Linked DNA regions of Homo sapiens: region 2 is linked to region 1. Evidence: read pairs that join two places in POLR2A ChIA-PET (ENCODE). Cell type or tissue: HepG2. All regions are shown on one strand. Links, peaks and the distances in the headings refer to the core of each region. The heading gives the core; the rest is flanking DNA.

Region 1 (4,396 bases), core at 328-4,327:
TTTGTATGCCCGATCCACAGTAACAGGCCAGTTACACTGAGACAGCAGCAGAGGGTTTAATGATCACAGGGCGCCGAGTGAGGAGATGGGAGGAGAACTTCGAATCCATCCCTCCCAGGAGTTCTGGGCTGGGGCTTTTAAGGTGATCATGGAGGCTGAGGGGCTGGAAAACTGGAGTTGTTGATTGGTCAGGGTAAGGGGAATAAAATCATCAGGATGTAAAAACTGAATTCCTTGGTGAGTGAGCTCCTGGGGGTTCCTTCAGACCAGCTGATGTCAGTAGTGTTGTTGATACGTGGGACCAAAAAGAATATATCAAACGTAAAACTAAACATTTAATAATGTTCCAGTTGTTATCTATTGAGGAGTTAAGGGGAACTAAAATCTTGTAACAGGTTCTATGTGATTCTGAGGCAATAGCACCAAGCAACCATGAGGAAGCAGTCAGAGAGCAGCTGGCCTCATGATTAATGCTGAATGGGCGGTGAGCTTGGTTTATTTTTGTTTCTTCCCCTCCCTCCTTCCCTGATTAATTTTATAAAGTTTATAGGGATGGCTTCAGGAACACATGAAAATCATCGTGTTTCGATTTGTTCTTATAGTCATCATTATACTTAGTGATAAAGACTGTTGCTTTTGCTATCAGACTCTGCTAGAAATATTTGCTAACATTGGTGGTGGAAGCCAAGATATCAAAAGTCTGGGCCGGGCACGGTGGCTCACGCCTGTAATCCCAGCACTTTCGGAGGCCAAGGTGGGTGGATCACCTGAGGTCAGGAGTTCAAGACCAGTTTGATAATCTGGAGGTCCATAGGCAATCATCCTTCTCCACTACAAGACTGGACAGAGTTAATGTTTTAAAGTTGTGAAGTAGATGAAATTTGTTTTTGGTGATTTCAGCTTTCTTCACTCATTTTTTTTCTTCTGGCGTCTTCCTTCCCCGGGAAGGGCATCTCACCACACAGTGCCCTTGTGGTGCCGCAGCCATTCAGAATGCCACACCACAGTGCACATAGGATCCCTCAACACATAAGGCTGTGGCTACAAAATTCTCTCTCTTCTTTTCTCACCCAATAATTATTTCCCTCTAGTGCCCCACCACTAGCTGGATGATGGGGTGGAAATGCTGCTGCTTGTGAAAATAACTCAATCTGACTAGGTAGAACTATTTTGCCTTCCCTAGTTTAAAAGAACTTGAGTTTTGTCTTACTGTATACAGGACCAAAAGCAAAAATGATGGGCTGGGCGCGGTGGCTCATGCCTGTAATCCCAGCACTTTGGGAGGCTGAGGCAGGATAATTGCTTGAACCCGGGAGACAGAGGTTGCAGTGAGCCAAGATCCAGCCTGGGTGCCAGAGCGAGACTCCATCTCAAAAAACAATAACAAAAACACCAAAAATTATGTCTAAATTGCAGATATACACATTAGTATTCATGCAGAAGCATTTCCAATGATCGTTTTTGTACATTTCACTTATTTTTCTGTAAAAAACATTGCACTATGGAAACAGTCGAGAAGATTAGCTTTTTCTCTTCTCTCTTCCTGTGGTCATTTTGGTGCCAGTTGCAGAGTAGCTGAAGCCATCCTAGAGACTTTGCTTTCAGACTGAGATAAAATGGTGTATTAGTACCTTCTTCTTCACACTGAAATCTTATAATAAATTCTTATAATAGGAGTTGATTTGGTAATATGTTAGTTGATCATTGCGAACTTTAGTTCTCTTAATTTGTTGCAAGAATAATTTTTTTTTCAATTTCTGCTACTAATAAAAGATTCTAAAAAGAGCACACATGTTGGCCAATTTGCCAAGACTCCTACAGAGACTAGTAAGCCAAATATTGCATCCCTAGACTCTCTTGCAGCTATTATTACTTAAGCTTCAACAATCAGAGCCTCTATGTAAGATCCGGAAGGCTGTTTCTGCTGCTAGGCTTGGCTTTGGGTGCGTTTTTTTTCTTCTATAACAATGGTTCTGGAGGTTCCAGTGTTCACTTATTAGTTTCCTGAATATCAGGAAACATGGGGTGGTGCATCTACTTTGCCAGTGCAGATTATAGTTGGTATGGTGTGATTCTGGAGCTGGCCATGGAAGTGGCAGCTTCCTGATCGTGATGGCTTCCAGACTGTGGTATGGTGGCGTAGTGCTGGAGCAGTCAGCTTCACAATGAGCAACAGCACCGCTCTTTTGGTTTCCCAGTTCTGAGTTATGGTTTTGTGAGTCACTCCATTAATAGTTTCAGTTCTTTAAGTGCTTTAATACTTCTAGCTTAAACTAACCAGACTGGATTCTGTTCTTTGCAACTGAACTTTGGCTGATAATAGTCTGCTCTATTTGTTTTCAGGATCACTCATGTATTCATTGATCTTTTAGCAAATATTGATTGAGGGCCTTCTTATAAATAGGTGGCGAGATATATATATTTTTTTCCAGGGATGTAAAACAATGGTTTTAGTTCACACAAATTATAGGTTGCTTAAAAAGTTATATTTCTAGGGCCGGGCACGGTGGCTCACGTCTGTAATCTGAGCACTTTGGGAGGCAGAGGTGGGAAGATCACTTGAGGTCAGGAGTTCAAGACCAGCCTGGCCAACATGGTTAAACTCTGTCTCTACTAAAAATACAAATATTAGCTGGATGTGGTGATGGGTGCCTGTAGTCCCAGCTACTCAGTAGGCTGAGGCATGAAAATCACTTGAACCCAGGAGGTGGAGGTTGCAGTGAGCCAAGATTGTGCCACTGTACTGGAGCCTGGGCAATGGAGCAAGACCCAGTCTCAAAAAAAAAAAAAAAAAAAAAAGAAAAGATTATATTTCTAGGAAAGTATTTCCGTCTAAATAAGGCAGAAAAATCTAAAGTCCCAATTCCAATGTAGTTACCATAGATAGTTCATATGTCCTTATTGGTATAGTGAAAAGAAGATCGGAATTTAGAGACAAAAGATTAGTCTTTCTGAACTTCACCTGCCAAATGGACACAGTAAGGACCTTCCCTGTTAGCTTATATAGTTTCTGTGAGAATCAAATTAAGCAATGTTTGTGATACTGCTTTGTACATAGTAAAGTGCTATACAATGCTGGTTATTTATTTGTAGTTAGTAATAATAGTAACTTTATTCTCTAAAGTTTTCTACATCAGATGGTTACAATAGCACATTCAAATAAAACTATTTTTTGTTTGCCTAATTCTTCAATTAAGGGCAAATTCTTATTTTTTTTAAATTTTATTTTATTTTAATTTTAAGCTCTGGGATACACGTGCAGGATGTGCAGGTTTGTTACATAGGCAAACATGTGGCATGGTGGTTTGCTGCACCCATCAACCCATCACCTAGGCATTAAGCCCTGCATGCATTAGCTATTTATCCTGATGCTCTCCCTTCCCCTGCCCAAATTCTGATTTTTATATAATGATGTGCTTACAGGTAAATCAGAGAGTAATTACTCACTTTGTAAAGGAATTTCACTTTTGAAAATATTCACAATAGGAAAGTTTTTGTTAAAATGCTTCTCTCACATTTATTACAATTGGCTGATTTATAAATTTAAATCATATGCATTTTGGTACATCAAGTGCACAAAATGAGCCATATCTATGCAGTTATTTGAAAAATGGAATTATATTTTTAAGATGATTTCATTTCAAATATGGGTGAGGAGCAAATCATATTATAGATCAGTCTTTTGAGACATCTTCATAGACATAATTTGCAAAGCTGACATGCTCTGTTTCATGTGCTTCTTTTTCTTGAGGCAGAGAAAGAGAAGCTTAGTTTAGATCAACAAACATCTAGCCAGGCAATGTTCTAGGTGCTGAAGACACAAAGATGAATGAGATCAGTCCAGTCCAATCCTGTGCAACGAGGTAGCCACTTTTATGTGGCTATTGATCACTTAAAGTGTGGCTAGCATGACTGATATGGTTTGGGCTGTGTCCCCACCCAAATCTCAACTTGAATTGTGTCTCCCAGAATTCCTATGTGTTGTGGGAGGGACCCAGGGGGAGGTAATTGAATCATAGGGGCCAGTTTTCCCCGTGCTGTTCTCTTTCTCCCTCTTTTTTTTTTTTTTTGAGACAGAGTCTCACTTTATCACCCAAGCTGTAGTGCAATGGTGTGATCCCGGCTTACTGCAACCTCTGCCTCCCAGGTTCAAGCGATTCTCCTGCCTCAGTCTCCTGAGTAGCTGGGATTACAGGTGCAGGCCACCATGCCCAGCTACTTTTGTATTTTTAGTAGAGATGTGGTTTCACCATGTTAGCCAGGCTGGTCTTGAACTCCCGACCTCATGTGATCTGTCTGCCTTGGCCTCCCAAAATGCTGGGATTACTGGCAGGAGGCACCATGCCTGACCCCATGCTATTCTTATGATACTGAATAAGTCTCATGAGATCTGATG
Region 2 (4,396 bases), core at 102-4,101, 70 kb after region 1:
TGCTCATCCTTCAAGCAGCTCTTCTGAAACTTCAGTGTGAAGGGGAATTGCTTGGGAGTTGGGGTATGGTGGGTCATGTTAAATGAGGATTCCCAGGCTCTATTCTCAGAGATTCTGATTCAATAGATCTGGGGGTGGGCCCAAGAATCTGCCTTTTTTGTAAGTACTCAGGTGATTCTGCTGCTGGGACTGGTGAGGGAATGGAGCCTGGCCAACAGCACTTTCTGTAGGCATCATCACTAAGTAGGGATTGGCTAATCCTTGTGGATTTGTTTCACGGAATTTTCCTTTTCTTTTTTTTTTTTTTTCTTGAGGTAACTGCTTAGAAATCCATCTGTTGCCTATTAAAGAAGACTGGAGGCTGTACGCAGTGGCTCACGCCTGTAATCCCAGCACTTTGGGAGGCCGAGGCGGGTGGATCACCTGAGGTCAGGAATTCGAGACCAGCCTGACCAACATGCAGAAACCCCGTCTCTACTAAAAAAATAAAATAAAATTAGCCAGGCGTGGTGGCAGATGCCTGTAATCCCAGCTACTTGGGAGGCTGAGGCAGGAGAATTGCTTCAACCTGGGAGGCAGAGGTTGTGGTGAGCCGAGATTGCGCCACTGCACTCCAGCCTGGGCAACGAGTGAAACTCCGTCTCAAAAAAAAAAAAAAAAAAAGAAAAAAGAAAAAAGACTGGAAAGTATAGTGGTATAAATCAAAAAGTATCAGAGACAGATCTCAATCAACTTAGCAGTTTATTTTGCCAAGGTTAAGGACATGGCCGGAAGAAAGGAACACAGATACCACAGAAACAGCATGTGGTCGGGGCTTTTCTTCAAAGATCACTTTGAAGCCTTCAGTATTTAAAGGGGAAAAGCAGGCTGGAAGAGAAAGAGGGAGGATGTGGTCACATGACTGAATCCACATGTTGCAAGAGAAAAGGAGCAAGTAGGAGAACAGACAATTATGTAGTCGTCTCCCACTCAGTAAATCAGCACTGATCACTGATAAGGTGAACATAGAGTAGCTGACTGTGGAGACATCCGGCCTTTTATCTGTAGCTGTCTGCTTAGGAACAAAGAGAAAGGCAATTTCTGGCCATGACTCAGCTTTCAGCTTAATGTTTTCCTTTTGGCATCATGAAACGGGGTCCTGAGATTTTATTTTCTTTCACGGTGGTTAAATAAATGGCCTTTAGAGTTTGATAGAGTTGGGTCTGATTATCAACTTTAGCACTGTGTGCTGTATGACATTGTCTCTTCACATCACTAAGTCTATTTTCTTGTAGGTGAAATATGAATATTGACAAAGTTGGTATGAGGATTAAGTGAGATAATGCATTTAAAGCACATAGTCTCAACAAACAATAGTTATGACTGTTATTATGATCATTGTTACTATTCTTGAACGGGCAGTGAATACATTGTGCTAACCCTGGACCTGCCAGATAGGTGTCTTCTGCCTTTCAGATTCAGGATGTCTCCCGTAAAGCAAAACAAAAACCTATCCTGACCTTCTTGGATGATTCATAAACACTTGGTGAACAGTTTTTACTACACATTTGTTCCCTGATAGCCCCTTAGAAGTCTGTGGAACTGGCTGGGCGTGGTGGCTCATGCATGTAATCTCAGCACTTTGAGAGGCAGAGGTGGGCGGATAACTTGAGGTCAGGAGTTTGAGACCAGCCTGACCAACATGGTGAAACCCCGTCTCAACTAAAAATACAAAAATTAGCCAGGCATTGTGGTGGGGGTCTGTAATCTCAGCTACTTGGGAGGCTGAGACAGGAGAATTGCTTGAACCCATGAGGCGGAGGTTGCAGTGAGTCGAGATCGCGCCACTGCACTCCAGCCTGGGTGACAGAGTGAGACTCTGTCTCAAAAAAACAAAAAACAAAAAACAAAAAGAAAACTGTGGAATAGTTGCCTGAGTCTTTGGGTGTGAGATACTTATGCAGCACAGCAGCTTCAATACTGTGCTCTGAAATCTCGGGTCTAGTTACTATGGAATGGAAAGCTGAGGACAGGGAGTAGAAGGAGATTCTTCAGTAGTTTTTTGAACTCAACTTGTCCATTCCAGCTAAACTTTATTTCTTATGCAACATAAGTCTATGAAGGCAAGATTTTTCTTGGCAGCATAATTACTGCTACCTAATAAGGGAAGAGAATTTCCTTCTAAAGATTCCTGCTGTTTTCTCAGCAGGTGGGAACTTTTGCACTCTGCAGCTGCTGGGTGCCATTACTGTCCGTCCTGGGCTTGCTCTTTCCATTCTGAGATGGGAATGGAAAAATCCACAGGGAACAATTGGTAATTCCATCCTGATTTGTATGCATTTTGGGGTGTTGGTTTTGTTTTGTTTTGTTTTGCTTGCTTTTTTTTTGTTTTTCTTTGGTACTTCTATTCTGTAACCTTGTCACTTATATTTTTTGAAAAGTCAAGATGCATCGTTTGATACATAATTAAATATTTGAAAACAGGGACTGTCCCGGAACTCTTGGACTTTGGGCTACTGTGTGCATAACCTCGTGGAGGGTTCTGAGCAGCTCTGTCCATCTACATGTGAAGGATCAAAGGGTGCCCCAGGTGTGTCCCTACTGACTCCATATAAGGCCCAGGGGAAGTTGTGCCCTGAAGATAAAGGAAATTAAGCTTCAGCACCCTTCAGTTGTCAGGGACTAGACCTTTCTAAGACACCAGGCAGAGGACCTAGCAATGTGTGCATATGTTTCTTTTATAAATGGCAAAAATAAGACATTTTTCTATTGTTTTCCATTAAAGATGGTCTCAAAAACTTTGTAAGTTTAGGCCCCACAAATCTGTGTCCACCCTTGACAGGCTTCCTCTGGCTATGCCTGAAGGATTTTCCCTTTATATAACTAGATAGTCAGCAGCCTCAACTCCAAGCCAGGGCACACTGGCATGCCAGGGATGGTGTGGGAATGCAAGTAAAGAGGGGCATTCACAACTCTGTTGGCTGCTGGATGCAGAGAAAACCACAAGCTGGATAAAGAGCAGCCTCTGGGGAAAAACAAGCTGTAGACCTGAGGTCCAGCAGCAAGAGTTCCTTCTTCAAACAGGTGGTTAGCAAGTGGCACCCATCAGCTACCTGTTAAGTCTTTGAGAAAAATTAACGACCTACTTTATAATTTATACAAACAAAAATACTGTCGCCTATGTGCTGCGCCCCAGCCATTCCCCAGCCCTGGTGCGGCTGTGTCCTGTAGTGGAGACAGCCCTGGATAGGTTCCAGCCTTGGCTCCTCTGCTAGGTAGCTAAGTTATGAATGCTTAGCTTTGTTCATCTTTAAAATGAGTGTGTTGTATTAGGCAGTCTCACTCTGAAACTTAAATCATTTTATGGTATGGGGGTAGAGTTTATATGATTTCTGTAGAGATACAAGAGTAGTGCTGTGGGAAAGTATGACGCACCTGTTGGGAAGGAGGTTGACATATGGAGAAAAATCAGACCATATGGGATTATGAAATTTAAAAAATTATCTCCTCCTGCTCAGTAAACGTGCCAAATATAAGCCTATCATCCTAAGAACTGTCTTCCTTTTAACAAATGAGAAGAAATTATGTGCATTTCCAAAATTAAAGGGATATTCACGTCATGTTAAATGTGTGACATATGTAGGCAACGACGAAGTTCTGAGAAGTAAGTTTGTGTTTACGGTATGGCCTTTGTTATTTAGGAGATTACAATTAAAACAGGACTAGCCCAGATGAAACAATTAACAAAGCTGATGAGCTATAACCAAAACCCATGATTAGTGATGGGTTCATTGAATACATTCTAGTACATCTGTTCTATGGAATACCATGCAATCAATCATCAAGTAGAATGAACCACATTTATATGTATTGACTTGGGAAGGTGTAGAAGACATATTAAGTAAACATAAACAAGTGGTAAATTATAATGAAAAATATGACCATGTTTTTGTTAAAAGCATAAATGAGACCTCAACAGGTGATTCAGTGCTTGTGTAAGCGTAGAAAAAATATGGAATGATATATACACCAGCATGCTAATACTGGTTACTTTAAGAGAGTATAATTGGACAGGGGAGGAGAAAAAATATATACATTATATATATATTATATATGATAATATATTATAAAATATGTGTCAATATTATATATGAGATATATTTTTATATATTTTTATTATATATAATATATTAGCTTTCTATAATTAAGTTTATTTAAATTGTTATGAGTGTGTATTATAATTTTTTTTTTTTTTTTTTTGCCCAGGCTGGAGTGCAGTGGTGCGATTTTGGCTCACTGCAGCCTTGAACTCCTGGGCTCAAGCAATCCTCCTGCCTCAGCCTCCCTAGTAGTTCGGACTACAGGCATGAGCCACCATATCTGGCTTGTGTATTGTAATTTTTAAGAGTGCTTTTGT

Evidence for each region. ChIA-PET counts read pairs that join two places held together with the same protein. Peaks named below come from ENCODE experiments on the same cell type or tissue, not always from the same donor. Only the 100,000 strongest peaks of a DNase experiment are listed, where the experiment ranks them.
Region 2: POLR2A ChIA-PET joins it to region 1 with 7 read pairs; 8 of 35 experiments call an interaction of 5 or more read pairs at or near these places.

The regions. Positions count from the first base shown.
Region 1 is chr2:38,609,372-38,613,767 of GRCh38, reverse strand. No RefSeq gene overlaps it. Among named protein-coding and RNA genes, the nearest start is that of HNRNPLL, 8.6 kb to the right of the region's middle. In HepG2, for the core only: no CTCF peak of the experiment used is centred there; a DNase peak (open chromatin) is centred at 2,327.
Region 2 is chr2:38,539,643-38,544,038 of GRCh38, reverse strand. No RefSeq gene overlaps it. Among named protein-coding and RNA genes, the nearest start is that of LINC02613, 26 kb to the right of the region's middle. RefSeq lists an enhancer at 2,418-2,712 and a silencer at 2,418-2,712. In HepG2, for the core only: no CTCF peak of the experiment used is centred there; DNase peaks (open chromatin) are centred at 988 and 2,548; H3K4me3 peaks cover 778 bases.